Linked DNA regions of Homo sapiens: all the other regions are linked to region 1. Evidence: chromatin loops called from intact Hi-C (ENCODE). Cell type or tissue: PC-9. All regions are shown on one strand. Region 1 overlaps FLJ46875 (a long non-coding RNA gene). Region 2 has its middle 63 kb from the start of GALNT5. Region 3 has its middle 260 kb from the start of LINC01876. Region 4 overlaps LOC105373703 (a long non-coding RNA gene). Region 5 has its middle 540 kb from the start of LINC01876. Region 6 holds the start of TRA-CGC3-1 (tRNA-Ala (anticodon CGC) 3-1).

Evidence for each region. Hi-C counts contacts between places; a loop is a spot of excess contacts. Peaks named below come from ENCODE experiments on the same cell type or tissue, not always from the same donor. Only the 100,000 strongest peaks of a DNase experiment are listed, where the experiment ranks them.
Region 2: it touches region 1 in a loop (5-fold over the local background); 15 of 110 quality-filtered maps call a loop at or near these places.
Region 3: a loop joins it to region 1, with 4 times the contacts of the local background. A loop is called at or near these places in 2 of 110 quality-filtered maps.
Region 4: it touches region 1 in a loop (4-fold over the local background); 2 of 110 quality-filtered maps call a loop at or near these places.
Region 5: a loop joins it to region 1, with 4 times the contacts of the local background. A loop is called at or near these places in 4 of 110 quality-filtered maps.
Region 6: it touches region 1 in a loop (12-fold over the local background); 94 of 110 quality-filtered maps call a loop at or near these places.

Annotation. Positions count from the first base shown.
Region 1 is chr2:156,332,836-156,337,835 of GRCh38, reverse strand. It overlaps FLJ46875 (a long non-coding RNA gene), which reads left to right. Exons shown (of 1, transcript NR_147695.1): 1 at 1-1,264. Among named protein-coding and RNA genes, the nearest start is that of NR4A2, 2.6 kb to the right of the region's middle. RefSeq lists enhancers at 2,854-2,953, 2,512-3,384, 4,854-4,933. In PC-9, CTCF peaks have their summits at 1,934 and 2,135; DNase peaks (open chromatin) are centred at 2,125 and 3,105; H3K4me3 peaks cover 2,785 bases; H3K27ac peaks cover 2,843 bases.
Region 2 is chr2:157,192,150-157,197,149 of GRCh38, reverse strand. No RefSeq gene overlaps it. Among named protein-coding and RNA genes, the nearest start is that of GALNT5, 63 kb to the left of the region's middle. In PC-9, CTCF peaks have their summits at 2,682 and 2,884 (motif pointing right); no DNase peak of the experiment used is centred here.
Region 3 is chr2:155,994,893-155,999,892 of GRCh38, reverse strand. No RefSeq gene overlaps it. Among named protein-coding and RNA genes, the nearest start is that of LINC01876, 260 kb to the left of the region's middle. In PC-9, no CTCF peak of the experiment used is centred here; no DNase peak of the experiment used is centred here.
Region 4 is chr2:155,878,126-155,883,125 of GRCh38, reverse strand. All of the region lies in intron 4 of LOC105373703 (a long non-coding RNA gene), which reads left to right. Among named protein-coding and RNA genes, the nearest start is that of LINC01876, 370 kb to the left of the region's middle. In PC-9, no CTCF peak of the experiment used is centred here; a DNase peak (open chromatin) is centred at 3,025; H3K27ac peaks cover 1,822 bases.
Region 5 is chr2:155,712,851-155,717,850 of GRCh38, reverse strand. No RefSeq gene overlaps it. Among named protein-coding and RNA genes, the nearest start is that of LINC01876, 540 kb to the left of the region's middle. In PC-9, no CTCF peak of the experiment used is centred here; no DNase peak of the experiment used is centred here.
Region 6 is chr2:156,397,223-156,402,222 of GRCh38, reverse strand. It overlaps TRA-CGC3-1 (tRNA-Ala (anticodon CGC) 3-1), which reads right to left and starts at 1,454; the gene lies at 1,383-1,454. It overlaps TRG-GCC2-2 (tRNA-Gly (anticodon GCC) 2-2), which reads left to right and starts at 1,006; the gene lies at 1,006-1,076. It also overlaps a transcript of GPD2 not described here. RefSeq lists silencers at 887-936, 977-1,086 and enhancers at 1,607-1,776, 2,207-2,276. In PC-9, no CTCF peak of the experiment used is centred here; DNase peaks (open chromatin) are centred at 1,272, 1,712, 2,202 and 2,892; H3K4me3 peaks cover 3,223 bases; H3K27ac peaks cover 2,017 bases.

The DNA of each region.
Region 1 (5,000 bases):
AATGTATGTATTTTATCTAAATTTAAATAAATGCTATCTAATACTGGTAGTGTTATAATGCTATTAACTACTTTTAGAATTTGCAGATATTTGATGTTTTCTTAGCATGTAGCAACTTATTTTCATAATCTTTAAACTGTCTTTTAGGACTTTGTACATTTTAGTGATGCCTATGTTTACTAAAATTAGCAATGAAATCTAAAACCAAAGTTATTCTTCTTTGCCTAATAAAAAATAGTTCTTAAATAAGAAAATATTAAGTGGTTAATTTAAAAGCAAGTATTTAGGAGATGGTTACTGGGTGTCAAGTATTAACAAAAAATGAAGGATTTTTATTATGCAAAATACTTTTTGAGTGGCATGAGGTTTTACCATATGTTCAGTTTTATAATTTCAATTTACAAGAAGATGCTTCCAGAAAAAAGAATGCTGTTTTTTTTCTGCACATCTTTACACATTTCTAGTACTGAGTTCTGTATCAAAGAAAGAAATAATTTTAAAAGTATTTGTGTTAAGTGGTTTTTGGTAAAAATCGGCTGAGAAATACTGAATAAAAGCTACAACTATCCAAAATGTGAATATTAACAAAGCAATTGACTTGTTCTTTAACCATCCTATGAGAAAGGAACAAACAATTTGGTCAATTACTATCCTGTCAATGCAAATGAAATGGCAAAAGCAAAACAATAAAAACACTTTCAGAAGTAAAAACTAATTTTGTATTTTCAGAAACAGATTTTTTTCAAAGTGAAAATTTATTTCTTGTATCAGTAATGTGACTTACTGCCCAATGGCAACAAATGCTGTGAATGAGTTTGTCCAAATGTAATTTAAAATATATATCTTGTAATGCTAAAAATAGGTTCTACAAAGTAATTTTATTATGAAAAATCTTAAAGTTGCCTCAACTCGTAAAGCATAACAGGTATGTCTGTTTCACTATATCTGCATTGTAAGGTCTATTCTGAATTCATTTGGGAAGAATGGTGAAATAAATCCCTAAAGGCCTCTTTCCTATGCATTAAAATAGAAAATCCTATGGGATTACATTCATGTTTGCTTTCTAAATTATGCCAAAAGCTCAATTTTATTAAGTATAATCTGCCTAGCCATGCATAAAATAAACTACTTTGGTTTAGATGTGAGTATATGTATTATTTATGTTGATTTTTAATGAAAATATGTTTACATGTACCAATATGTTCTGCCTAATATTGGTTAATGTCATAAAAGATAATATAGTAACATTACTTTCCTAAATGTTTTTCTGTGGTCATCCAATAGTGTTTCTTAATAGTAATGCTTTTTAATTTATTTTAGTTGGTTTCAAAAGAGGATAGGTGCAATTTTTACTCCCACTCATTTTAAAAACTGTTAAGAAAATAGACCTTCATTGTGGGGTAACTTTACACATTTATACATGGCAATAGTTTAAAGTTATATCGGCTGCGGGGGCCTGAAAAAGCCATTATTGTCATTTTAATTGAGTTATAAAATACTTTATTTGAACTATTTATGTTCAAGAATCTTGAAGGGTTACAGTCATATAAATGCAGAATTTCAGTTTCTTTTAGCCTAAAGCATCGTTTTAACATTTTCTGAAAGGTTGTTCAATTCTACATTTTGATTCCATATGTGTAATTAAATCTCTATGCACAAAAGCATTCTCTTATGTACTAGCAAATATACCCACAGGAATCTCCTTCTAAACTATAATTTATTTAACATGTAATCATAGGATTTTAAAACATGCTTTCATTTTTCCAAACTGTATGCCAATTTGAACTTCTTGGTGATAAAATGAGAGATTTTATTACCAGTTTGATTTTTTCCTTCTGTGACCTAACAGTGAGTTAAGCATGAGCAGGAGGAAATAAAGAAAATCTTTTGTGAACCTAATCCCATGTGTTAAAACTGTTTCCCTTTTGGAGAAAATAGAAGAGAATCAAAGATTTTTAGTTATTTATGAATTCCAGCACAATATGAATATTTGGGCCTGCAGCATTCTCTTTGGTTTAGCTTAGGTAGTAAATAGCTTGTGTGTGTGTGTGTGTGTGTGTGTGTGTGTGTGTGTGTGTGTGTGTGTGAGTGATTCTCTTGAACGTTGTGGAGTCAGGCCCCCTACTGACTGGATCAGTCAATTACACACACATTGGCGGTGCTACTGAGACATCGTCCCATCAGAATCTGGTGAGGAAAACTAGTCTGGGGTTTTGAGCGTGGCCTTTTTTTTTTTTTTAAACACTTCTGATCTATATGCTGAATCCTTTCCAACCCATCTCATCCGGGCCTTACAGAAACCCTAGCCTAAGAAGTAGCTTATTCAAAATTGGTTTAAACGAGTTTAACAGTCTTACATCCGGCGTGTCTTCCTAAGAAACAGTAAAAGCTTCCCAGAAACCAGAATAGGACTTTGAAGAGGAGAGAACTCTTACACAGATGATGGAATAGATGAGAAAGGTCTCCCCTTTCTCTCATTTTAATTTATATTTAATTTTATATTTAATTATATTCCCAGTTAATAATAATTGTTATAATAAGCTGCTGTGAAAACGACCCTTCATTCTTGGTTGCATTAAGACTTGGACAAAGGCTGTTATCAGGAAGCCGCACTCGACAGGTTGTTATTAAAGAATAAGGCATCATATTACAATGTTTGGCTTCCTTGGAGCTCACTTTAAGAACTCCAGGACACTTTTCAGCTCTCTGGGGAGGCATTTTCAAATTGTCCCAGGCTCAACCCAACCTAAACTGAATGTGTTTTTAATGGCAATGAGGGAGGGGGAAGCGTGCAGAGTGAATGTATCTACTTAGACGGGAGTATGTGTATGGAGGCTGGTGGTTACAACCTTCAAGTTCTCCCGGCCCCCGTTTTCCTAGGACTATATTAAAAAATAATAACTGCCACCCCGGCGTGCCTGTGCTTGAGTTTCCGACTGCCTGAAAATAGCGGCCGGGAGCCTGGCCCACCGCGGGGATCAAGGAAAGCTTCCCGTGGCCGCGCCCTGCTCCCTCGCGGAAGGGGAAGGGAACCCGGGAGGGCGCCTCTGAGCTGGAGTTGCTGCTATTTTGGGCCCAGCCTGGCCGGTGCGTCAATGCCTGCGCCCCTGCGTCACCGCCACCCCCACCCCCTTCCTTCTCCCCAGCTCTCCAAACTCTCACTTTTTCCCTTTCGTTCGCATGGAATCGCTTCTGCCCACGGGGCGCTGACGCTACCGAGCTCATGCTAATATGCTATTCTTCGCCCTCCCCTCCTCATCCCCCTACTCACACACCCTCACCCGCCACCACAACCCGCCCCCCCCACCCACTTCCTGGTTTTATTTTTTTTCTCGCGCCCGCTAGGGCATCGCCGAGCAGCGGCGGCGGCGGCAGCAGCAGCGGCAGCCGCAACATCTGGGGGAAACTTAAGGTGGTCACGTAGGTTTCCCCGAGGCTGCGGCGCAAAAGAGCCCGCGGCTTCCTGGGGCAGCCGCAGGGCATCTGATGGCAACGCCTCCCCAGCCGCCGGCGAGCTGGGGGCAGCAGGGAGTAGGCAAAGGCGGGGCTGCAGATTAGGGTTGAGCAGCCCGGGATCCCGAATAGTTCCACGGAGCCATCGGCCGGTACTGAGAACACGAGTAGGGGGGCAAGTTGCAAAAGGGTCCCGGCTGCCTGGAAACGAGCCACACCGAGAAAGGAGGGGCGGCTGGGACGCTCTGCGCGAGTAGAAAAGCGGGGGCGGCTCCGAACTCTCCCTCCCAAGGCCCAGCCGCTGGAAGCCCCGCGGGAGAAGCCCTAGGAAGCCCTCCCAGCTCCGGCCGGGAGACGGGGAGGGGGCTTGCCCTCCGGAGCTGCGGCGTTTCCTTTGCTAGAAAGCTCCCTGCGCTCTCGGCGTGGCTAGGGGAAATGACTTGCAAAGCAGAAGCGGCGGCGACTTGGACGGCCGCGGGGGTGGGACACGCTCCCAGAGCCAGCTCGGGCCCCTCTCCTGGCTGGGCTGTAGGCTCACACCTTACGCTTTGCGGAGACGCTGCCCCCAATCCCCACCCGCTTCGCTTTTCTTGTCCAGTCTTTCTGGGCTCTAAGATTGAGGCTGTGATAGACCTTGTGTTTCAAACGAAGATCGATTTATTCCCTTAAAACTCGTGGAAGGGGTACGAGTTGGTGGGCACAGAGGAGTATCGAAAGTATTAGAGTTTGCAGAAGGTGGGAATCAGAGTACCTTTCTGCAGAAGGCGCACCTGTTGCCTGCTGCTCGGCTGCATTGTCTGCGAAAGGAAAAGGGGCGACGCTTCACTCTGACTTTTGGGGTTTCTAAAGAGCTGGGTCACGGTCACTGTCTACCCTCTCCCCTTCCTCTCCCCCCCCCCCGCAAGCACCACGTCCTCCATCGAACGTGGGCACTGCATGGAAATAAGGAAACATAGAAAAATAAGCCCTACCCCCACTCCCATTCCCTTTCAGATGGGAGTGTGGGGGGTGGGGGTGGGGTAGAGAGAGTGAGAGAGAGAGATAATTAGAATGAATATATGCCAGAAGAGGAGGAGGCCTGGGACAGGAAAAGGGAGTAAAAGGGGATGAACCGGGTAGGGAAATCCCACCCGAACTGCGTGAGCCCTCTGAGCGTCTCGTGTCATGGGACATCTGTACGCTCTTCCGCTAAGGGGGTGACGAAGGTGGGTGGGAGAGGTTAGGGCGCTGCAAGGCACATCCCATTCCGTGCGGCTCCAGGTGCGTACTACCTGGCCACGCCGGCCTTGCCTTCCGCCGGTGCTTTTGTTGCACCCTCCCCACATGTGAGCGGCCGAGCCGCTGCGCGGGCGCAGGGGCTTCGGGGAAAGTGAAGTGTCGCGACGCTGCGGGCTGCGCAGACCTGGGAGAGGTCACACCTCTTTCGGAAAAAAAAAAAGAAAAGAAAAAAAACACCAAAAACCACCCAAGCTGGCTACCAAGGTGAACGCAGAGCGGTTCCCACCTTAAAATCGGCCCTGCTCGTGACGTCAGGTCGGAAATATACC
Region 2 (5,000 bases), 860 kb before region 1:
TAGAGTTGCTTGGAGTTGGCTATTTCCCTTCCTCCAGGTAGGTTAGGCGCCAATAAACCCCCTGTAGTTAGACTCTGGTAGAATAGTTTCTTCTGATGGCAGGCCTTGTTAAGAACAGAATATTCTCGTTTATTTCAAAATGGTTTGTTTTCTCCTTTCCCTGTTGGAAGCGTCAGGGGACTTTTCTTAAATATTTACTGTGAGGACCTGGTAGGGCTCCTGGAGGTAAAATTTACAAAAGTGTATGAGCCTTCTATGATTCTTGGTTCTCTAGGAGTTTTTAACTCTCTGTTGTCCACACTAAGCCTCCAGTGGCAAGATAAGTCCTTTAACTTTTTAATTTCCTTTTGTCATGTAACAAAATTTTGAGAATTTACTTATGCTTAAAAATAAGTCAGATATTATGAGGGATTTTAGAGGAAACAGGACCCAAAATTCAGGTTACCAAGAAGAATGAAACTTCACACATAAATATGTTCACAAATATTTTAACTCAAGATGTAAGTAAGAACACATTAATATAGCAGAAGCGAACTGGGGAGGCAGGTAGTATAGCAACTGGGCACGAGTATCAACTGGAATTGAAGAGAACTGGATTTGAATCATGATCTGCTTTTTATTTTCTATAAGACTTAAGGAAAATCAACTACTTGGATTATTCAGTTTCCTTACCTGTAACATATGAATGATCAGAGGTATGTTGGAGCCTACTCCCACTGGCTTACAATAGCAAATTTGTTTGTTTGTTTGTTTGTTTTTTGAGACGGAGTCTCGCTCTTTTGCCCAGGCCGGACTGCAGTGGCGCTATCTTGGCTCACTGCAAGCTCCGCCTCCCGGGTTCACACCATTCTCCTGCCTCAGCCTCCCGAGTAGCTGGGACTACAGGCGCCCGCCACCGCGCCCGGCTAATTTTTTGTATTTTTTTTTTTAGTAGAGAGGGGGTTTCACCGTGTTAGCCAGAATGGTCTCGATCTCCTGACCTCGTGATCCGCCCGCCTTGGCCTCACAAAGTGCTGGGATTACAGGCGTGAGTCACCGCGCCCGGCCACAACAGCAAATTTTTAAATTTTAAGGAATTTGGGAATCCAATTATTAAAAATTATCATTACTAAAAATTAAATTGTATAAACTTTTGAGTAAGTAAATTATGTTAAAACCAAAGGAAACATATGCTCAAAACTCATTTTCTAAGTGTTTTGCTAGATTCTACTACAACCTATGCTTTTGAGATTATTTACATCAATGATATCTAAAGGTTGAAAATAATAATAATACACTGCATACCAATTGGCAAACAGTATAAATTGGGCTTAATTTATACTGTTGTTGATTTTTATATATAAGAATGTGATGATAAACATTAATATTGCAGATGAAATCTAAAGGTGTATTGTGTTCGTAATTTACACTGTGAAATAATACAAAAATTGAGAAAATATTTTTCTACTATTTGAAAATAATGATGTGATTCAGCAAAATAATCACTCATTCATTGATTAATGAATGAAGCCCACCATGTGTCTTCTTTTTTTCACTTTCATTTTACTCATTAACCTTAATAAAACATCAACTTCCATTTGTGTTAAAATTATACTTGCTTCTCAGTTGTGACTATGGGTTGGCTATAGATACAAGTCATGGACGAAATTCAATGAAAGCATTCTGTGAACTCAGTTGGCTATATAAAGGGTACTGTGTATTTGTTACTGTTTCAACATGATAAAACACCTAGGGCATCCAACACAATTTCTGCTACATGAATGGTTATTGTTAATGTGACTTTTAAGTATGTGTGTGTGTAGTGAAGAAATAATTAAAGAGTAGAGTTTGATTTATAAGGAAAAGTTTTCAGAGTAGGTGTGTTTTGTAGTAGATTTTGAAGTGAGGTTGTAAATTGAGATAATCTAAGGCTGAAAGGTAAAATGAAGATAATTTACTGATGTTCAGTTTTATATGTCTGTAATTATCGTGCCCATTTTCTTTAGCTTACATAGGCTAGTTTTCTTTACTAGAATCACAGGAAGTTTTTTAAAAAATACCGATTATTGGATGTCATAACCTATCTACTAAATCAGAATCCCCTGGCATTTGAAATGCATTCCTTGCAATCCCAGTGCAGTCAGTCCAGCTATGCCTGTGGACTGGGGTTTGGAAACCACTAGAAAAATAGAGGAGGACCTGGAGTTTTTCTTCAAATTCTGCTCTTCTTTTTCCTAGCTCGGTGAACTTGGGCAAGTTACTTGGCCTTTTTGTACTTTAGTTATCCCATCGCTAAAGTGGGAGCAATAATAAGATAGTAATGAAATTGTGATATTTAAGAAGACAGATGATATTCAGTACTGTCAAACAGAGAAAAAAATCCTATGGTTATATATAACATATTTCTTTTTTTAAAAATTCTGTAAGCCTATCTGTTGATACTTAAATAATTCTTACCTCATATACAAATAGTAATTTCTTAAAAACTTTATCTGTATTAATTCTGTGAGAAAAATTGCTACTTCTTACTGGGCAAATAACTGACATTTCAATTTAAAATGATCAACAGGCAATGTTTCACTAATAAAACACAAAGACTAAATTTTCCATTTATTAAAACTAAATTCTATTTTTATTTCAAATTTGATTAAGGAATCTCATATAGTTATTATGTACTGGGATTTTTGTTTGGAATCAGATCTGTATACAAATGTATTAAAAATATATTCAATGCTAAATTGTCTTAAGTCATTTGGCCATCTGTTTTAGAGAAATATACCAAGTGCTTAGAATTAATCTTGACAAACATTTCATAAAAAGTATGTGTGAAAAAATGTGCCTCAGAAGGGCTTGCGCCAAAGTACTTTCTCGTTTATGCCACAAGATGGTGCTTTTGCACTCTGTATATCCATTGAGAAAGTAATGTCTAAAATGGTTGACAAAAGACTTTAATTTTAGAAGAATCATTAGAGTTCAAAGAGCTTACCATTTCCAAAAAACACTCCCACTACACTCTTGAGTAGAAATGTTAATATGAAGGTGACAATGAAGAGAAATTTTTTAATCTAAGAGACAATTTGATATGTTTTTAGGCTGGGTTGTGGCTGTCAGTGTTATTTCTATCCATAACTGAGGAAAATTCCTCCAAGTAACAAACATCTGTATATCACTGTATAGTCTCTGACATATTATCATATTTATTATGGCACCAAAACTGGAGCTTGTGAAATGCTAGTCACAGCAAATTCTCTTAAGGCAGTTGGGTCCAAATGTGAGGAGAAGGTAAAGAGTCCTCTAAAAATAGAAAAGCTGTGCTTCATTTCTAAGATTACTTATTTCCTTTTGCATGTATGCCATTGTTTTATTCTTTTGCTCTTTATTCTAAAAAGACTGCTTGGCTTGTGCCATATTGAGATTTCATGGAATCTTAAGTTTTGGGAGTTGAAGAGTCTGTATGTATCTTTCATTCAACCTCTTAGCCAAAGAAGGCATTCTTTGTATACCATCTCTTGATCATCCAACTGTTGTTCCATCAATAGGGGCCTTTCTGTGCTGGCTTTTTTTTTTCTTTCTTTTTGCCAAAGCCTCTGTCATTAAAACTAGTGGAGAGCTTATTTATTTATTTTTTTAATTCCCTAACTTGTTTTCAGACTGTATTGACTTAAAAGCATTTCCTGAGGATCAAAAATCTTACAGTTTCACTATATCTTGCCTTTCAAAATGTAAGCTAGGAGCAAATTATATTTGAAAAAAAATCATTATTTACCTGCCTTGTAGGGTTTTTGGAGATACTGTATCCCAACATTTTTCAAAAAGCTTTCAGGAAACTAGCTACCGTTATGAAACAATTCAGAGTTTTTACCCACAAATAACATCTGTGCTTTCATCTAACTTGAAATTTCAACCTCAGACCACATAGAAGTTTCTTGTTGCAACTGACCAGCCTTTTGCTGAGTCTCTCAGTGACAGTGCATAAGAATGAATGCTGTCTATATGAAGCATAGTCTTTTTTTTCATTCAAGTAGAATCATTATTGTATATTCTGAAACTAAAGTTTTCACAACATTTATAACTTTTTGCCTTTGTGTATGAATGGGGATGTGGGTTGGAGGGAAGTGAAGCAGAAGGCAGAGGGGGTGGATATGGGGTTATCTGATTTCCATGGAGGCAAGGTGACACCTTCACAACGGACTCACCTTCTATAAGTAGCTCCCTGTCGAAAGCAACTACTTAAAGCTTCCCAAGGTCTCCAGAACAATTTTATTTGACCTTTTGTTAAAGACCGCCTCTACTAAGGAACTGATTATTCTGTTCCCAAGGGTGGAAAGTTGAGTCAGGTTTTACTACACTGTATATTAAAATTGTATCTACTCATGTGGTTTCTGTGTAGTACCATGGAATCCTTGATAATCTAAAAATGGAAGAGGAGAACACACAGCCATAATGCCTGACCTAAGGATTAAGTTACCTTGGTATGATTGCCGCCATCTTGAGTGTCATTACTCTCAAAGATAAGAATTTAACAGTTACAGCCCTCCTACGTAATCTGGGACTAGGACTGAAGCATTTATGACAATGGGGTGATTTACAGTGGAGTTACGAAAGGAAACTTTGATGTGATCTGCATCTATCTTGGTTAGCAATGCCTGCAGTGCATAAACTCCTTAGGGCTACATGGCAATGAGAGGGATGCCTTCATGCCTACTTGCTCGGGACTACTTGGCACACATTTCTGAGGTAAAAACAATTCATGCGACTTTGCCAAGTCTGCCATGCTCATTGTCCTGTCAAAATTTAGAAGGGAATATCTATCATGCTGTACAATACGTTTGATGGATATCATGATATATTTTTATGGGAAAGTGTACTGCACTCCTCCTCATAATCGTAAGAGGCATTTTGCTATGAGGGTGAGAGAGTGATTCTGAGGACTGTACCACCTAAACCTACATATTTAAGCTTTATGAGACTCCAGTGGGACTCTGAGCTAGAAAGCATCTGACCTAGTTGAATTTTTAATG
Region 3 (5,000 bases), 340 kb after region 1:
TATAGCAGCATTTATTATAGCAGGAAACTGGGAGCTCGGGATACTAAAAGAAAGTATCGTAGACTGGGTGGCTTCTAAATAATGAAAACTTATTATGTACAGGTCTGGAGGCTAGAAGTAAGCATGGTGCAGTTCTGGTAAAGACTTCCTTCTAGGCTGCAGATTGCTGACCTCTTGTATCCTTACAAGGTGAGAAAGGAGGTAACTCGATCTCTGGACTGTTCTGTTTTTAAAAATTTCAACTTTTATTTTAGATTCATGGGGGTATACAAGTGCACATTTGTCATGTGGGTATATTGTGTGATGCTGAAGTTTGAGGTATGATTGATCCTGTCAGACAGGTAGTGAGGATGACACCCAATAGGTAATTTTCAACCATTGCTCTCTTCCTACCTTCCACCATAGTCCCAAGTGTCTATCATTCCTCTGTTTATGTCCATGTTTACCCAAGGTTTAGCTCCCACTTATAAGTGAGAACATACAGTATTTGATTTTCTGTGTCTGAATTAATTCACTTAGGAAAATGACCTTCAGTGGCATCCATTTTGCTGCAGAAGACATGATTTGATTCTTTTTTATGGTTGTGTAGTATTCCATGGTGTATCTGTACCACCTTTTCTTTATTCGATTCACCACTGATGGCCACCTAAGTTGATTCCATGTCTTTGCTATTGTGAATAGTGCTGCAATGAAAATACAAGTGCCTGTGTCTTTTTGATAGAATACTTTATTTTGTTTTAGGTATATATCCTGTAATGGGATTGCTGTGTTGAATGATAGTTATATTTTCAGTTCCTTGAGAAATCTCCAAATTGCTTTCCACAGTGGCTGAACTAATTTACATTCCCACCAACAATGTGTAAGTGTTCCCTTTTCTCTGCAGCCTCACCAACATCTGATTTTTTTCTCCTCTTTAATAATAGCCATTCTGACTGGTGTGAGATGGTATTTCATTGTGATTTTGATTAGCATTTCTCTAACGATTTGTGATATTGAGCATTTTTTCATGTTTGCTGGCCATCTGTATGTCTTCTTTTTCTGAAGTGTCCGTTCATGTCCTTTGCTTACTTTTCAGTGAGGTTATTTGTTTTTTGCTTGCAGATTTGTTTAAGTTCCTTTTAGAGTCTAAATATTAGATCTCTGTCAGATGCATAGTTTGTGGATATTTTCTCCCATTCCACAGGTTATCTGTTTACTCTGTTGAGAGTTTCTTTTGCTGGTCAGAAGCTCTTTAGTTTAATCAGGTCCTACGTATCTATCTTTGTTTTTGTTGCAGCTGCTTTTGAGAACTTAGTCATAAATTCTTTGCCAAGGCCAATGTCGAGAAGGGTATTTCCTAGTTATTTTTTAAGGAATTTTATAGTTTTAGGTCTTACATTTAAGTATTTAATCCATCTTGGGTTAATTTTTGTATATGGTGACAAGTAGGGGTCCAGCATCATTCTTCTGCATATGGATAACCAGGTACCACAGCACCATTTATTGAATAGGGAATCCTTTCCCCATTGCTTATTTTTGTCAATTTTGTTGAAGATCAGTTGGTTGTAGGTATGCAGCTTTATTTCTGGGTTCTCTATTCTGTTCGATTGGTTTATGTGTTTTATACCAGTATCACACTATTTTGGTTACTGTAGCCTTGTAGTATAGTTTGAAGTCAAGTGGTGTGATGCCTCTGAATTTATTCATTTTGCTTAGGATTGCTTTGGCTATACAGGCTCGTTTTTTGGTTCCATATGCATTTTGGAATAGTTTTTTCTAATTCTGTGAAAAATGATGTTGGTTGTTTGATAGGAACAGATTTGAAACCATAGATTTATTTGGGCAGTATTGGCCTATTCTTTTAAGGGTACTAATTCCACTCATGAGAGCTTCACACCCATGAACTAATTACCTCCCATATGCCCCACCTCCAAATACCATCACAGTGGAATTAGGATTTCACCATATGAATTGTTGGTGGAGGGGACCAGCAAATCAGTCCACTGCAGAAACTAATATACACCAGTATTAATACACACACATAATACTAATACATACACAAACTCATTTACTCATATGTCTGGCACCTGGATTGGGATGACTCAAAGACCAAGACTGCTGAGGAGAACACTTATTAAGGTCTCTCTATGTAGCTTGGCTTCCTCATAGCAGAGTTTCTTCAGAATAGGTGAACTTTTTACACAGAGATTGAGTGATCCAAGTGTGAGTGTTCTAGTGAAGCTGCACTGTCTTGCATCCTTGGAAGTCACACAGCATTACTCTGCCATACTCTATCGGTTGAAACAGTCACAGGGCTGCACCCAGATCCTAGAGATCATACATAGACCTAATTTCTCACTGAGAGAAGTAAAACGTGTTTTTGAATAGAGAGTTTAAACTATGCGTTTTAAAACTATCACAGATGGTTTGTCTTTTTCCTATTGAATTTTACTAACTCCTTGCTTATCTTATTGTGGCTGTGAACCATTTGCATCTATCTTATGATTATTACAAATTGTTCTGACCAGGCTTCAGATAGACAGATAGGATATCTGTCTTCATGACTTATTTTTGATATTGGAAATTTCAAATTAAAAAAAATAGGTAAGAATTAATGAAGAAATTGAATTTCAGAGACTGTCTATGACCAGATTTAATTTATTCATGGACAGCACCTCAATTTCGAAAGTTAAGCAAGTAAAACATTATGGTAAGGTTCCAAGGTAACAACTCTTAGAAAATTGAGAAAAAAAAGAGTTAAATTTTGTTTCATATGATCACATTTACAGTGACATCAATGTTTTATTCTGTTTCTGCTAAATCTTTTTTTTTTTTTTCCTGAAGTATCTATGTGCTTTTGTAACTAAAGCTTCGGCCAAGTCTAATTTCAGATGTTTATTAATAATGGAAACTACACTTTTGAAGTAAAAGAGTATCATATTTAACAATTATTTTTCTCTTTTTAGGTTTGAGCAGATTCTGTTTTATTTATTTATTTAGACTGATTCTCGCTCTGTCACTCAGGCTCGAGTGCAGTGTCATGATCTCGGCTCATTGCAACTTCCAACTCATGGGTTCAAGTGATCTTCCTGCCTCAGCCTCCCAAGTAGCTGGGATTACATGCACCTGCCACCACACCAGGCTAGTTTTTTGTTTGTTTGTTGGTTGGTTTGTTTTGTTTTATTTTGTTTTGCATTTTTAGTAGAGATGGGGTTTCATTATATTGGCCAAACTAGTCTTCAACTCCTGGTCTCAAGTGATCCACTCACCTCAGTCTCCTAAAGTGCTGGGATTATAGATATAAGCCACCATGCCTGGCCCAGTTTCTATTTTATTTAACAATAGAACTTTAAAAAATTGGCAGGGCAAAACTTTAAGGTATTTATTAATAAAATATATATTTTGAAATAAATATAAAATAATTTTGAATTATGAGTCTAACTATATTCAAGCTTGTGTCTTCAGGTAGTGTGGTTTCTCATACTTTGTGAATAAATCTGTATGTTAATAAATGTACTGTTTTACATAATAAAATATAAACAATTTTAATCATCTTACAGAAAGGCTATGAAAGAGACATTAATTAATACATATGGATCAATGTTCAAAACCTAATGTTCTTTTAAGAAAGATCACCTATTTAGCTCTCGTGTATTTAACACATATATGCTTCAATATATTTGATTGGGACATTAATAAAACCTTATTGCTTATATTAGCATCCACTTGTATAAAACAATTAGCAGGCAAGAGGAACCAGGCACAATACATTAATCACTGATAGAAAAAGCAGAATAATTTAAAGAATTTGTTAAAGATAATCACTTCGGATAAAAATAGGAAAATCAAATGTAATGTTATTTTCTTAATTAGTCTATATACAGAAAAGTGTAGGAAGGTGATGTTTAAAGACCATAAAAAAAAGAGAGGGAAGGGCCTTGTCACAGACAATTCGTAAGCCAGAATGATTATACTTTGTGTGTTAGTAAAAGACTCGGGCTTTCATTATAATGATCAATAGTGTGTTTAAGCAACTGGTCATGTCTAAAAAGTGTTTGTTTATTTTCAAAGAACACATATATTTACCATTTTAGAATTTCTTTTAGATTGCTCACAGTTAATTTTGGATCACACAAAAGAAAGACAAATAGTACTGCAGTTGTGAAGATATCTTAGATTAAAAAACTTAAATTTGGCTTTGTGATCTATCAGGCATATTTTTGTTTTCCAAAGAGGTGTTTGAGACTCATGCCACTGCAATTGTATTTTTATCAATGATGTCAAGAGCCTGGTAATGCAATTCCCAGAAATTATACTTAGAGTGATATGTTTTTATAAAACTTTCCCTAACGGGCTTATTATCAATTTCTGGAGGCAGGGTAATCCTTGTGGAAAGATTACATCAGAAAGGGCAAATCCTCACTAACCTAACTCACATCCTGAGAGATCCTTCATGAAAGTGTGTCTCTAAAGTTAGGGCATTGAAGTAAAAAAGAAACAAGTGAGAATGCCCTTAATAATGGCTTAACAGTTTAATTGATATCATTTTGGAAAATTTAGAAGGCATAGAGGAAAGAGAAGTAAATTCTGATAGTGGTGAGGGTATGTGAAATATTGCAGATTGTAAGTTATTATGAAGTCTTGGATCAGCCTTATACATGAGAGTCCTAGCAGGCCAAAGAATGAGAGTACTCAATTAGTATTTATACAATGACTAAATTGAAAAGAAGTGTGAGAGGAGAGGAAAGTGTTCATTATTTTCTGTTGAGCATCTACTATCTTGAAAACTATATTAGATGCTGGAAATATATACCCATGTCTACCAAATTTCAATAGCCAAAGCTGTGATATGTCCATGACTAACTGTGAATGATGTTAGAAAATGCAGTTAAACTGTGTGATGAGAAGGAAAAGGAAAATTATTTAGTGAGCACATAGGCTACTCTTGCCAGAGTCTATCTTCTTATCACATCCGTTAAATAATTCCTTTCAAATATGGATCACACATCCCCTCCTCAACT
Region 4 (5,000 bases), 450 kb after region 1:
AATTTCGTTATTGACCCAGTAGTCATTCAGAAGCAGGTTGTTCAGTTTCCATGTAGTTGTGTGGTTTTGAGTGAGTTTCTTAATCCTGAGTTCTAATTTGATTGCACTGTGGTCTGGGAGACTGTTTGTTATGGTTTCCATTCTTTTGCATTTGCTGAGGAATGCTTTACTTCCAATTATGTGGTTGATTTTAGAATAAGTATGATGTGGTGCTGAGAAGAATGTATATTCTGCTGATTTGCGGTGGAGAGTTCTGTAGATGTTTATTAGGTCTGCTTGGTCCACAGCTGAATTCAAGTCCTGAATATCCTTGTTAATTTTCTGTCTCGTTCATCTGTCTAATATTGACAGTGGGGTGTTAAAGTCTCCCACTATTATTGTGTGGGAGCCTAAGTCTCTTTGTAGGTCTCCAAGAGCTTGCTTTATGAATCCAGGTGCTCCTGTATTGGGTGCCTATATATTAAGGATAGTTAGCTCTTCTTGTTGCATTGATCACTTTACCATTATGTAATGCCCTTCTTTGTCTTTTTTGATCTTTGCTGGTTTAAAGCCTGTTTTATCAGAGACTAGGATTGCAGGCCCTGCTTTTTTTCCTTTCCATTTGCTTGGAAAATATTCCTCCATCCGTTTATTTTGAGGCAATATGTGTCTTTGTGTGTGAGATGGGTCTCCTGAATACAGCACACCAATGGGTCTCAACTCTTTATTCAATTTGCCAGTCTGTGTGTTTAATTGGGGCATTTAGCCCATTGACATTTAAGGTTAATATTGTTATGTGTGAATTTGATCCTGTCTTTATGATGCTAGCTGGTTATTTTGCCCATTAATTGATGCAGTTTCTTCATAGTTTCAATGGTCTTTAGAATTTGGTATGTTTGTGCAGTGACTGGTACCAGTTATTCCTTTCCATATTTAGTGCTTCCTTCAGGAGCTCTTGTAAGGCAGGCCTGGTGGTGACACAATCCCTCAGCATTTGCTTGTCTGTAAATTATTTTAATTCTCCTTCACTTATGAAGCTTAGTTTGGCTGGATATGAAATTCTGGGTTTAAAATTCTTTTCTCTAAGAATGTTGAATATTGGCCCCCACTCTCTTCTGGCTTGTAGGGTTTCTGCAGAGAGCTCCACTGTTAGTCTGATTGGCTTCCCTTTTGGGTAACCTGACCTTTCTCTCTTGTTGCCCTTAACATTTTTTCCTTCATTTCAACCTTGGTGAATCTGATGATTATGTGTCTTGGGGTTGCTCTTCTCGAGGAGTATCTTTGTAGTGTTCTCTGTATTTCCTGAATTTGAATTTTGGCCCATCTTTCTAGGTTGGGGAAGTTCTCCTGGATAATATCCTGCAGCGTGTTTTCCAACTTGGTTCCATTCTCCTCATCACTTTCAGGTACACCAGTCAAATGTAGGTTAGGTCTTTTCACATAGTCCCATATTTCTTGGAGGCTTTGTTTGCTCCTTTTCATTCATTTTTCTCTGATCTTGTCTTCACACTTTATTTCACTAAGTTGATCTTCAATCTCTGATATCCTTTCTTCTGCTTAATCAATTTGGCTATTGATACTTGTGTATGCTTCACGAAGTTCTCCTGCTGTGTTATTAAGGTCCATTAGGTCATTTATGTCCTTCTCTAAGCTGGTTATTCTAGATAGCAATTCCTCTAACCTTTTTCAAGGATCTTAGCTATCTTGTATTGGGTTAGAACATGCTCATTTAGCTCACAGGAGTTTATTATTACCCATATTCTGAAGACTACTTCTGTCAATTCATCAAACTCATTCTCCTTCCAGTTTTTTTCCTTTGCTGGCGAGGAGTTGTGACCCTTTGGAGGAGAAGACATTCTAGTTGTTTGAATTTTCAGCCTTTTTGCACTGGCTTTTCCTCATCTTCATGGATTTATCTACCTTTGGTGTTTGAAATTGGTGACCTTCAGAATGGGGTTTCTGTGTGGATGTCCTTTTGGTTCATGTTGATGCTATTTCTTTCTGTTTGTTAGTTTTCCTTGTAACAGTCAGCCCTCTCTACTGCAGGTCTGCTGGAGTTTTCTGGAGATCCACTCCAGACCAGTTTGCCTGGGTATCACCAGTGGAGGCTGCAGAACAGCAAAGATTGCTATCTGTTTCTTTTTCTGGAAGCTTTGTCCCAGAGGGGCACCCGCCAGATGCCAGCTGGAGCTCTCCTGTATGAGGTGTCTGTCGACTCCTGCCAAGAGGTGTGTCCCCGTCAGGAGACACGGGGGTCAGGGACCCACTTGAGGAGGCAGTCTGTCCCTTAGCAGAGCTTGAGTGCTCTCTTGATCTGCTGCTCTCTTCAGAGCTGGCAGGCAGGGAACGTTTAAGTCTGCTGAAGTGGTGCCCACAGACTCCCTTTCCCCCAGGTGCTCTGTCCCAGAGAGATGGGAGTTTTATCTATAAGCCCCCGACTGGGGTTGCTGCCTTTCTTTCAGAGATCTCCTGTCCAGAGAGGAGGAATCTAAAGAGGCAGTCTGGCTACAGTGGCTTTGCCAAGCTGCGGTGGGCTCCACCCAGTTTGAACTTCCCAGCGGCTTTGTTTACACTGTGAGGGGAAAACTGCCTACTCAAGCCTCAGTAATGGCAGACGCCCCTCCCACCACTAAGCTCTAGCATCCCAGGTTGACTTCAGACTTCTGTGCTGGCAGCGAGAATTTCAAGCCAGTGGATCTTAGCTTGCTGGGCTCTGTGTGGGTTGGATTCACTGAGCTAGACCACCTGGCTCCCTGGCTTCAGCCCTCTTTCCAGGGGAGTGAATGGTTCTGTCTCACTGGTGTTCCAGGTGCCACTGGGGTATGAAAAAAAACTCCTGTAGCTAGCTTGGTGTCTGCCCAAATGGCTGCCCAGTTTTGTGGTTGAAACCCAGGACCCTGGTGGTGTAGGCAACCAAGGGAATCTTCTGGTCTACGGGTTGCAAAGGCCATGGGAAAAGCGTAGTATCTGGGCTGGAATGCACCATTCCTCATGGCACAGTCATTCACGGCTTCCCTTGGCTAGGGGAGGGAGTTCCCCAACCCCTTGCACTTCCTGGGTGAGGTGATGCCCCACCCTTCTTTGACTCACTCTCCGTGGGCTGCACCCACTGTCTAACCAGTCCCAGTGAGATAAGCTGAGTACCTCAGTAGAAATGCAGAAATCACTCGCCTTCTGTGTTGATCTAGCTGGGAGCTGCAGACTAGAGCTGTTTCTATTTGGCCATCTTGCCAGCCACCCCCAGTTGAGAGCTTTGATCATGAAGGGATGTTGAATTTTGTCAAATGCTTTTTCTGCATCCATTGAGATGATCATACTGTTTTTGTCCTTCATACTGTTGATGAGATATACAATGTTTATTGATTTTCAGATGTTGAAACATTTTTGCATTTCTGGGATAAATCTCACTTGATCATGGTGCATTTTTTTTTTTGTTGTGCTGTTTAATTTGGTTTGCTAGTTTTGTTAAGAAATTTTGTGTTTTTGTATGTTTCATTGGATATAGGTATAGCCATTCCTCCTCACTTTTGTTTTCTGTTTGCATGAAATATCTTTTCCCGTCATTTTATTTTCAGTTTATATGTGTCTAGAGGTAAGAAGAATTTCTTGTAGGAAGGATATACTTGAATCATGCTTTTTAAAAAATTCCATTCAGCTAGTTTATGTATTTTAAATGGAAAGATTAATTTGTTTACATTCAAGGTTATTATTGATATATTGACGGGTTATTCTTGTCATTTTATTAATTGATTTCTGATTGTTCTGCATATCATTTGTTTGTTTCTTTCTTATTTTTTACTTTTGCAGTTTTGTGGTATTCTGTAATGGTAACATTTGAGTTTTTTCTCTTCCTTTTTTGTGTTTGTTCTGTTATATGCTTTTTAACTTTTGTGTTTTCATGATGGTAGTCATTGTTGTTTTGCTTCTGAGTATAGGACTCCCTTAAGCATTTCTTGAAGTATCAGTCTAGCAGTGATGAATTTCCTCAGCTTTTGCTTGTCTGGGAAAGACTTCATTCCTCTTCATAACTGAAGAATAATTTTGCTGTGTATAGTCTCCTTGGCTTACAGTTTTTTTTTTCTATTTGTACTTTGAATATATCATCCCATTCTCCCTTGACCTGAAGATTTCTGCTGAGAAATCCACTGTTATTTCTTTGTAAGTGACTAGATCCTTTTCCTGTTGCTGTTGTTAGAATTCACCCTTTGTCTTAGACTTCTAACAGTTTAACTATAATGTGCTGTTGAGAAGACTTTTGTGAATTTTATTTATTCATGAATCTTTGAGCCTCTTGTATCTGGATGTCTAAATCTTTCTCAAGGGGGAAATATTTATCTACTGTTTCATTAATAGGATTTCTTTTTTTTTAAATTATACTTTAAGTTCTATGGTACATGTGCACAACATGCAGGTTTGTTACATATGTATACATGTGCCATGTTAGTGTGCTGCACCCATTAATGCGTCATTTACATTAGGTATATCTCCTAACGCTCTCCCTCCACCCTCCCCTCACCCCATGACAGGCCCCGGTGTATGATGATCCCCTTCCAGTGTCCAAGTGTTCTCATTGTTCGATTCCCACCTGTGAGTGAGAACATGTGCTGTTTTGTTTTTTGTCCTTGCAATAGTTTGCTGAGAATGATGGTTTCCAGCTTCATCCATGTCCCTACAAGGGACATGAACTCATCCTTTTTTATGGCTGCATAGTATTCCATGGTGTATATGTGTGACATTTTCTTAATCCAGTCTATCATTGATGGACATTTGGGTTGGTTCCAAGTCTTTGCTACTGTGAATAGTGCTGCTATAAACATACGTGTGCATGTGTCTTTATAGCAGCATGATTTATAATCCTTTGGGTATATACCCAGTAATGGGATGGCTGGGTCAAATGGTATTTCTTGTTCTAGATCCTTGAGGAATCACCACACTGTCTTCCACAATGGTTGAACTAGTTTACAGCCCCACCAACAGTGTAAAAGTGTTCCTATTTCTCCACATCCTCTCCAGCACCTGTT
Region 5 (5,000 bases), 620 kb after region 1:
ATCGACACTAATTGGCTTTCTGTAAGGTAATAGTTTCTAGGGTAAAGACCAAAATTTTATTCCCAAATTAGGCCCAAATGTGTTGTTAAATATAGTGGTTACATAATGTGAGATTTTGATACGTCCATTAAAGGAAGATCATCAGCTTTGAAGTCAGACAAAATGGACTTGAATTCTTACATTTACAATTAGCTTCTGGTATGGCTGATTTCTCTGATATCATTTCTTCATTATTATGAGGAATAAAATTAATACAGTACATATATTTGTATATATTAAGTGACTAGTACAGAACTTAGTTTATAGTAGATTCCCTCCCTTTCTTCCTACAACAACAACAAATCTATTTTTTTCCATATAAGTGAAGTCTGAAGTAGTAAACAATTAATGCCCTTTTTTTTAGGCTGAAAAGAAGCAGAAATTTTATACACTGGTTTGCAATATGTAAGCATGCCATTTTTCTGTCTATGAATAAATTAGCTTGGACCGTAATAGAAGCACTCTGCCACCCCTGCGCCACATGTTTCATTCTCTCTTCTGAGGAATGAGCTCTTATAGAGTTCCCTAGGACCACAAGCCTGGGAAGGAGATGTGGTCTCCATCATTACCCAGACAAACACTGCTTCCCAAACCACATTGTCTGATAGTTTGTTCTCTTGTGGAGAATGTAATGAGCTGGAGCAAGTTCCATGTGCTTTGTGAAATGCTTTAAGACTGGGGATTATGCCTACTGATAATGCATTTTAAAAAATATTTCATTGCAACCTGGATTACATTTTTTTACCTTAACACACTGGCCTTTTCATAGACCAAAAAGAGACCTAGGGAATTTTTGAGAATAGAGAAAAGTTATATTGGGCACTTATAGTACCTTTTGAATGTTAGTCGACTTGGAGGAGTATAATGTCTATTGTTTATCTTGACTTTGCTTCTTCTGTCAATTTGAGGTACTAAGGTTATAGTACAGAATGCTAAATGCTATTAACAATAAGCGTCAATATAAGAAAGGTACTTGCTATCTAGTTAATATGACATAAGATTCAGGTAAAGCTGAACTTACTGCTAGTAAAAATAGATAAACAGAAACTAAGAGTCAGTTAAAAGGTGAATGATTTTTATATAATAGTTTCTAAGTCATTTGTCAAAAAAAAGATACATCAGGAATGAAAATGTTGCTTTGGTAAACATTTATAGACTACCCCGAAGCTATCCATGTATTTATATACATTTTGGAAGTATTTGAGCTGTGTGTTAATTCAGATTGGTTTATATGTTAATGAATGTGATTATCTTCAAGGGATATTTCTGAAACTCAGGAAAGGACAAACATTACACTTACTTTATGTAGTATTCTTGTGTTTTTCTTTTTATTACTTATGTAAGCTCCAAACAAGCTCCCAAATAATTGAGCTGATTCAAATAACATATACAATTAGCAAGAGAAAATGGAGAATGTGGAAATTGAAATAGGCCTAACCCTTCTTTCCTTTTCCGACAAACGTACATACTAATTCAATACTTAGGGCTAACCCTAGGACAGATTTTAAGAAATAAATTGCAGTTATCAGTTATTTATAATAACCATGTTTGAGTTTGCTTTATGTAAAAGAAATTCCCCAAATAATTCCTCTAAAATCTAAAGTTAACTACCATTTATATTTGAAAATGAGTTGTTTTTAGTCAGTATCCTTTCCCCCATATTTTATTTTACATTTCATTCACCCAGTTTTTCTGTCTGAGTGATGATCATCTATGTAATATATGTTAGGAATTTTCACTTGAAGGACCATGTATCTTTAAATGTCTTCTTTTTATTCATCCTAGTTCTAACACATGTAATTTCCCCTTTAATTTGACATCATTTAACGGCACATTACACGTCAATGATGTGATCTGTGAATATTTACAATGTTCATGTCATTTTTATTTTCTAATCCAATTTAAGTAGCTCTGCTTTTTATGACATCATGAATTCTTCAGTCTTTTTGGTCTTTTTGGGACTAATTATTCCATTAGTTCCTTTGAACTAGCTCTGTGTTGTCAGTCATTTCTTCTCTTTTGATCATAAGATCTTTGCTGCCCTCCTTTGCATGTACAATCAGTCTTAGGCCTATGCAACCAACCTATGAAGCAAGTACAGTCTTCATTCCCCTGCAAACTGCAATTCACAATCATTTCTGTCCTGAGGGCACTTTGCAGGTAAATCTTCTCTTAACACCATGGCTTTTAAAGTTCTTAGCTATTGAAAGTAAGTTTGGATACATTTTAACAATAGTATTTATTCTATGAGAATAAACATTTATATAAAGTACTTGTTAAGACAGAGATTTATAAAATAAAACAAGCATGAGTAAGAAAAATGGCAAGAAAAAAACAGAATAAATTTTACTTGTCTCAATGTTGTATGACACACAGTTTATGTTTGTTGTTTAATGCTGATTTTGGCATAAGTACAAAACATCAGAGACTTAACCTTTGAAAGAATCCAGTCTTTCCCAGTACTTTTCCATTTTTCTGCTAATTTATATGAAAATTTATAGATGTCATTAATTTTAAACTGCATAAAGGCAAAAGAAAATTTGGTGTGATTAAAGCATGACTTTGTCTTTAAACTTCTTGTTTACTAGAAACTTTTAATATTTCCTGTGTAAGGCTGAGCTCTGCTGTCTGTTGCTGCCCTCTGTAGTGATGAACAAGAGAGCAAAAGATCAGCTTTGTTCAACGCAATAGAACTTGACTATCAAAATTTCTTCCAGACTGACAAATGCAGACAATTTGAGATTCACATATCTGAAAACAAAAAGTCAATAGGGATATTTTTGCATTTGAAGTGTCCTTCCATAGGTAGTAATCATTGAGACCATAACCAAGCTGCATTTTAAGTATCATTAAAAAAAATTACAATATGATTGATTTATCCTGATAGAAAGTACCACTAAGAATATTTAGAAATAAACTAAAATTAAAATAACCTATTAAAAAGTAGGTTTATTATTTAAGATTTCAAATTGGATGGCAATGACTAAGAGTGCTCAGAATTTCTTTCTTTATAAGGCAGTCCTAATAAAGCATTAATTCTTTCTGAAGCAAAGTGTTCTTATCTGTTAAATGGGAATTCTCATTGTAAAGCTAAAGTCTTAAATGGAAAGCACTTTGTAAATTATAAAGTCTTATCCAATTTGCAAGTATTTTTATAACTTTATGTAGATTTAGTCTGATATAACTATGAAATAGTTAAAATCTGTTCTTTCCCATTCTTCTCCTAAACATATCTCTTACTGCCCTGGCTACTGGAAATGAAGTTAAAGAGGATTAGTCCTTGTGACCAGCAGTTCATGGACTCAGGAGGAACGTAATAGGAGCTGGGTAGAATCTAGGGAGAGAGACATCAGAAATGTGCCCTCGTGAAAAGCAGCCTGGCAGAAACTAGACATGGCTTAGGGCTCTAGCTAAGTAGGCTGAGCCTCAGGTCAAAGGAGTCTTTACAGAAAAGCTAAGACCAAAGACCTACTGCCAAAATATATCCATGTTTGTATGGTTTAGGGTCAGACAGAAGCATGGCAGCTTTTTGGAAGTACAGTTAATTTCAGACACAACATGAAATTAGTACTTTAACAAAATCTTGTTTTTATAAAGTCAGCAGATGTGAGTTTGAATACCAGCTCTGCTGTTTATGGCCTACATATGGGATTCTCAATTTCTCCGAGCCTCAGTTCCTTCATTTGTAAAATTGGGACTAATAGTGAGATAATATTTGTGAGACTCCTGACCTGTTATTAAAAATGGTAAAATAGATTGAATAAAAGTTAATTGATTCCAAATCTGGTCAGGATGAGTATAGGAATCAGACAAGTAACCCGTGGGTGATATCAACGACTTAATTTAGGAGGGACCAGAAGAGGCCATGAAACTCTTTTCCGAATTTCTAAAATTCTATGAGGTATGTTATTGCCTCTCCTACATGTTTCCATCTTAGAGAATTCTGGAACTCACTGTAGGAAGTTAACATGTGGTGAGGGACTCCTTAGCTCTTGTATCATACTTTCCGTGAGTCAGTTATGTATCATGTTCGTGCTTATATTGGTTTATACTTTGATTTTTCAGAGACACTATTTCTGAAGTATAAGTTCTGCCTAAGTCTAACTGCAGCTCCAGGATGATATGTCTCTCTATTTCTGGGTTTCTCTCTGTCTTTCTCTCTCACTCTCTTTCTCTCTAGATGGAGAGATAGTACACCTAGAGAGAGAGTGATATATATAATAAGTAATATAATAATATATTTGTATTATATATACTATGTTTATATTATATATAATAATATATTTGTATTATATATACTATGTTTATATTATATATAATAAAAATATTTGTATTTTCATATATACTGTACATAGTTTGTGGAGGGATTGCTTGCGCCTAAGCCCTCAGCAGTAAAAACCAATGTGCCTAAAAGATACGTAGTACAATTAATTTTGCCTTTTTCTATTAATAGCATTGCCCTCAAGGATTTTTGCAGAAATCACATTTAACCCTTTCAATGTGTAGTATGAAGGAAGGTTTTGTAAAAATGAAATGATTAACTGATAGATCCTTTAAGCTTAAAAAAGAAGTAGTTAATTTCATTAACTCACTTCAACATAGTCACCAGTTAAGGGGTTGTTGGGAAAGGTTGAGGTTTTGGAGGTGTGATGTATAAAGCCATTATTCACTGCCTTCCCATGTCTCAATTTTCTTTTGAGGACAAGAGAAAACATCGAACATTAAAATACTTAAACTTTCATAAACAGAAGTAAGAAATGGTGAATTTGTCTTAACAATGTTCAGAGTAAACTTTGGAACTGATGAAAGTAAATATGTAGCGTTTAGAAGATGGGCTCTAGAGCCTTAATATCTGGGTTTGAATCTGAGATCTGTTTCTTCCAAGCTGTGTAACTTTGGGCAAATTCTTATGCCTTTTTGTGCTTTAGTTCTCTTTCCTTTAAATGAGATTAGTTACAGTA
Region 6 (5,000 bases), 64 kb before region 1:
CAGCATTTGAGTTTCAATACACAGTGACCTATTCTGTTGTAGGCTGAACGGGCAGTGCTAAGCACTCCAACACTGAACATAATATTGTGTGTTCCAATCTTGCCTCTACGAGCCTCAGCTTCCTAACTCACGGGGTTGAAGTCCATGTGTAGTGTACTTAACATAGCCTGGTACACAGTTACTATGTGTTAGCTGTTATTTTCTCATAACTTTTCCCCAAATTATTCTTGACCAAAGAATCTGGAAATTATTAGGTATTTCCCTCCCAGAGATAAAAAGCCAATGTTGCCTATATCCACAGCCTTTTATCTCGTATTTAGAATCATTTCCATAAATCCATTTCCTTCACTTTATTTTTTTCCCCTCCTATATCTTTTGTTGTATCATTCACAATTTCACTTTCCTTGGAAACTAAGGGTGAAGGATCAGACTCATACTATTAGAGTTAAAAGGGGTCTTAAATGAAGGAAGGGGCAGCTTAGAGAATTCAGGTCACTTGGCTTGAATCATCAATATTTCAAGTTCCCTATGCAAATCACATAGTTCCAATTTACCAATTTCCAAATCATAAATTTGGGTCAGTGTTCAAATTTCTGTTCCCTGTTTCTTTGCCTCTGTTCCCAATTTCTAACAAATCTCCATTATGTATTTGTCTGAATAGGTAAAATAATAAAAGAAAAAAATGGCAGGGGGTTGGAGGGAGAGTTGTTATAAATTATCTAAGTGTCTGAAGATAGGCTAGGTGATTGTGTAATCCTGTGCATACATGACAAAATCTTCATTTGCCTCCTTCACCAAAGAGAGTTTCAGAAGAATCTCATAAAGTTCTAAAGTAGTATAATGAAAATTTTTGTAAATGTTAATGTTTTTCTAATTTTTTATAACTATGTGATTAAAAATTTAATTGCTTTCTCTGTTTTTGAATACACAAATACGTGATTGTTTAGAGAATTACCAGGGTGTAAGTGTCTTCTAGTAAGCAATAGAAAAGCACATTTGCTATAAGCATTGGTGGTTCAGTGGTAGAATTCTCGCCTGCCACGCGGGAGGCCCGGGTTCGATTCCCGGCCAATGCAAGTTTTGACTTCTAGTTTTTTTCTGTGGGTATCATACACAGGAGCCTCAAAGTTCAATAACAGGGCCTTTAAACACTGGACTCATGCAAATAAAGAAGTATTAATGAAAGCCAATTCCCTATTTCACTTTTACTTCGAGCAGTCAAGAAGGTGGTTTCCCTGAGCTTCGCTGATTTTTTTCAGCCCTCCTTTTATATTGTTTTTGGGCGGCCTAGATGTGAGCAAAATGTATGTACAAGTAATGGGGTAAGTGTTCTAAGATACAACAGGAAAGGAGAAAAAATAAAAAGCAAACGTCGGCTGATTTGGAGATGCCGGGGATTGAACCCGGGACCTCACACATGCGAAGCGCGCGCTCTACCACTGAGCTACATCCCCCAGCCGAAAGCATATTTCTGGTGTCCATACTCATTCAGTCTGCTAGCTCTAGTCAAATTACTGTATTAAGATCTTTATTTTTAAAAATTTATATTGGCGAGTGCTTCTGAAATATGTTTCTTCTTTTCCCATACCCACCCTAAGTTGTTTCCACTGTGCATTCAGACCTCGCGCAACGAGCTGGCAACGAAACGCTCACCTGGGACCAATGAAGCCTCACTCCAGAGCACTTCTGCTGGACGTCGGGAGCCTGGGATCCTGGAGGGATCCGGTGCCCTGCGCGGCCACAGCGGCGGGACTCCCGGGTGCCCAATGCCTGCCGGAGCTGGCACCTCCCCAGGCTTATTGCGCAGGCAGCGCAGATCCAGGAGGCCGTGGTGTGTCCGGCCTCTGGCTTTGCTGCCGGGTAGAACCCCGGTCCAAACCTCGAGCCCGGGCCCAGCGCTCGGGCCGCGCCGCGAGCGTCGCCTCGGGTGCTCATGGAGACTGGTTCATGGAGCAGAAAGGTGGAGACCTTCTCTTTGCACACGAAAATGTTATGGATTTACCTGAACACTCTTCACCCCCGAAAATAAATGCACATCTCAGGAAAACCACGTGTTCACACCAAATCCCCATACCTTGCTTATGTAAGGGTTACAGCCAGATAACCCCTTGCAGATAAAAATGATTTGCAGCTTGCTCTTCATTTTCATGAGGCTCAAACTGAAAGAAAGAATATGACACCACCACCCTCCCTGTAGCTTAGTCATATATAAACTATGATAAGATCGGGGCAGGGGACTTGCTCCAGGTAGATTTTTTTTTTCTCCTTTTGATATTCACACCCTGGGCCAGTCTTAACGGATTGGTAAGTGGTGATCGTAGTGTAAGTCATTGAACATCTCCTTTGATGCCTTCTGAACCCTCTCTAACCACTAATGGTACCCAAGCTCCAAATTAAAAGACCTACCCTGAGTCCTGTTCCCTCTGAAATTGCCTCTCCAGTTGGCTGAGTGCTAGGTAAATCGATGTGCTGACTTGCAGTATAGTCAGATGAGGTGTGTTTGACTTTTTCAGGTGTAGTTTAAGCTGATACCACCCCAGCCTGGTGAAAGCTGAGTGGTGGAAGCCTCAGACACTCCGATGGGAGCAGGGTAGAGATCTGGTGTCGAGGTAGCTGGGTCACCGTCACTTCCAGCTGACCTGTAAGGCTGGCCCCAACAGGTAGCACCGTGAGGGCCTAGAATTTCCACTCCTTCAGTTGCAGAGCACTCCCGATAAATGACCATTTGGTCAGCAAGCCGAGAGCCAGAGCAGAAAACAGAGATTTCAAAATCATTCTGAGCAAACCACAAGTTTCACAATCAACTTCTGAATTAAAAATAAATAAACCATTGTGTTTGCTTACAGTAATTTAAACAAATAATGGCTCATAATTGAATTTTGGTTTAAACTAGAACAGGACACAGGCTGATCTAATTCAAATATAATACGCAATGTCCAAGAGGACAGTCATTGAAGAGTTCTGCTCTACCAAGCCTGAACATTTCCAAATCACCCTCTGCATTCCACCCTCAGGCACTAGAACATGAGCATCTTCAATTGATTCTGAATCAGGAAATGGGGACACAGTCATTTCTCTACCCAATGCATATTTAAACTATACTATTCAGTTCATTATGAGGGAAATATGGCCTCTGGCGTCTTCAACTTTGTCATCTTTTTGGGGATCCTCTTCCTCATGTTATGGTTATTTCTCCATCACCTGAGGCCTTCCATTTTGGGGGCTTTTTTTCTCAGGCAATTCGGAAATTTCAGAGCCCAGAGAAGATCCCTTTTAAATGTCCACTCCCATTTCAAGAGTTCAGGCTATGTAGGTGCATCTGATAAAGCAAATGAGGCTGATCTCTAAAACCAACAGAGGACGTAAAGTTGATTTAGAGCTCTAAAGCCAACAGGGGATGTGAAATTGCTTTACTGGCATACCTTAATCAAAAAGGCTCTCACTTAGTGGGTTTTTTCAGCCACTATGGCTGATGGGAGAGGTGAAGCAGCAGGTGCACTTTTGGATTGGGGGCCTTTTCAGGAAAGCTTGTTGGATCCAGCTCTGCTCAAATATGTAAAGAGGATGACCAAATGATATGGTTTGGATCTGTGTCCTCACCCAAATCTCATGTCCAGTTGTAATCCCCAGTGTTGGAATGGGGTCTTGTGGGAGGTGATTGGGTCACAGGGTGCTTTCTCATGAATGGTTTAGTACCATCCTCTTGGTACTATCTTCTGCGATAGTGAATGAGTTCTTGTGAGATCTGTTTAAAAGTGTGTGGCACCTTCCCCCCCACTCTCTTGTTGCTGCTCTGACCATGTGAAGTGCCTGCTCCTGCTTTGCCTTTCATCATGAACGTTGGTTTCCTGAGGCCCATCCCCAGAAGCTGAGCAGATGCCAGCATCATACTTCCTGTACAGCCTGCATAACTGTGAGCCAATCAAACCTCTTTTCTTTAAAAATTACCGTCTCTGGCCAGGCGAGGTGGCTCATGCCTGTAATCCCAGCATTTTGGGAGGCTGAGGAGGGTGGATCACCTGAGATCAGGAGTTCGAGACCAGCCTGGCCAACATGGTGAAGCCCCATCTCTACTAAAAACACAAAAATTAGCAGTGTGTGTTGGTGCGTGCCCGTAATCCCAGCTACTCAGGAGGCTGAGGCAAGAGAATCACTTGAGCCCAGGAGGCGGAGGTTGCAGTGAGTGGGGATGGCGCCACTGCACTCCAGCCTGGGCGACAGAGCAAGACTCCATCTCAAAAAAATAAAAATAAAAATAAAACAACAACAACAAAAAATACCATCTGTCAGGTATTTCTTTATAGCAATGCAAGAATGGCCTAATACACCAAATGTCGAAAATTATGGAATATTTAAAATCCAGTTCTATCATCTATGCTCCCCACATCTCTCTTGGTTAGAGACAGTCCCCTATTCTCAGTCTGTGTCACACACATATCATTCACAAGGTGTGATGATTAATATTAGGTGTCAACTTGATTGGATTGAAGGATGCCTAGATAGCCGGTCAAGTATTGTTTCTGGGTGTGTCTGTGAGGGTGTTGCCAGAGGAGAATAACATTTGAGTCAGTGAACTGAGAGAGGGAGACCCACTCTCAATGTGGGTGGGCACCTTCCAATTGGTTGCCAGTGCAACTAGAACAAAGCAGATGGAAGAAGGTGGGATAAGCTGGCTTGCTGAGTCTTCCGGCTTTCATCTTTCTCCCATGCTGGATTGGACTTCAGACTCCAGGTTCTTCGGCCTTTGGACTCTTGGACTTATATCAGTGGTTTGCTGGTGGCTATCGGGTCTTCAGTCACAGACTGAAGGCTGCACTGTCGGCTTCCCTGCTTTTGAGGCTTTTGAACTTGGACTGAGCCACTGCTGGCTTCTTTCTTCCTCAGCTTGCACACAGCCTATTGTGGGACTTTGCTTTGTGATTGGTATGAGTCAATACTCCTTAATACACTCCTATATATATATCCTATTTGTTCTGTCCCTCTGGAAAACCCTGACTAAT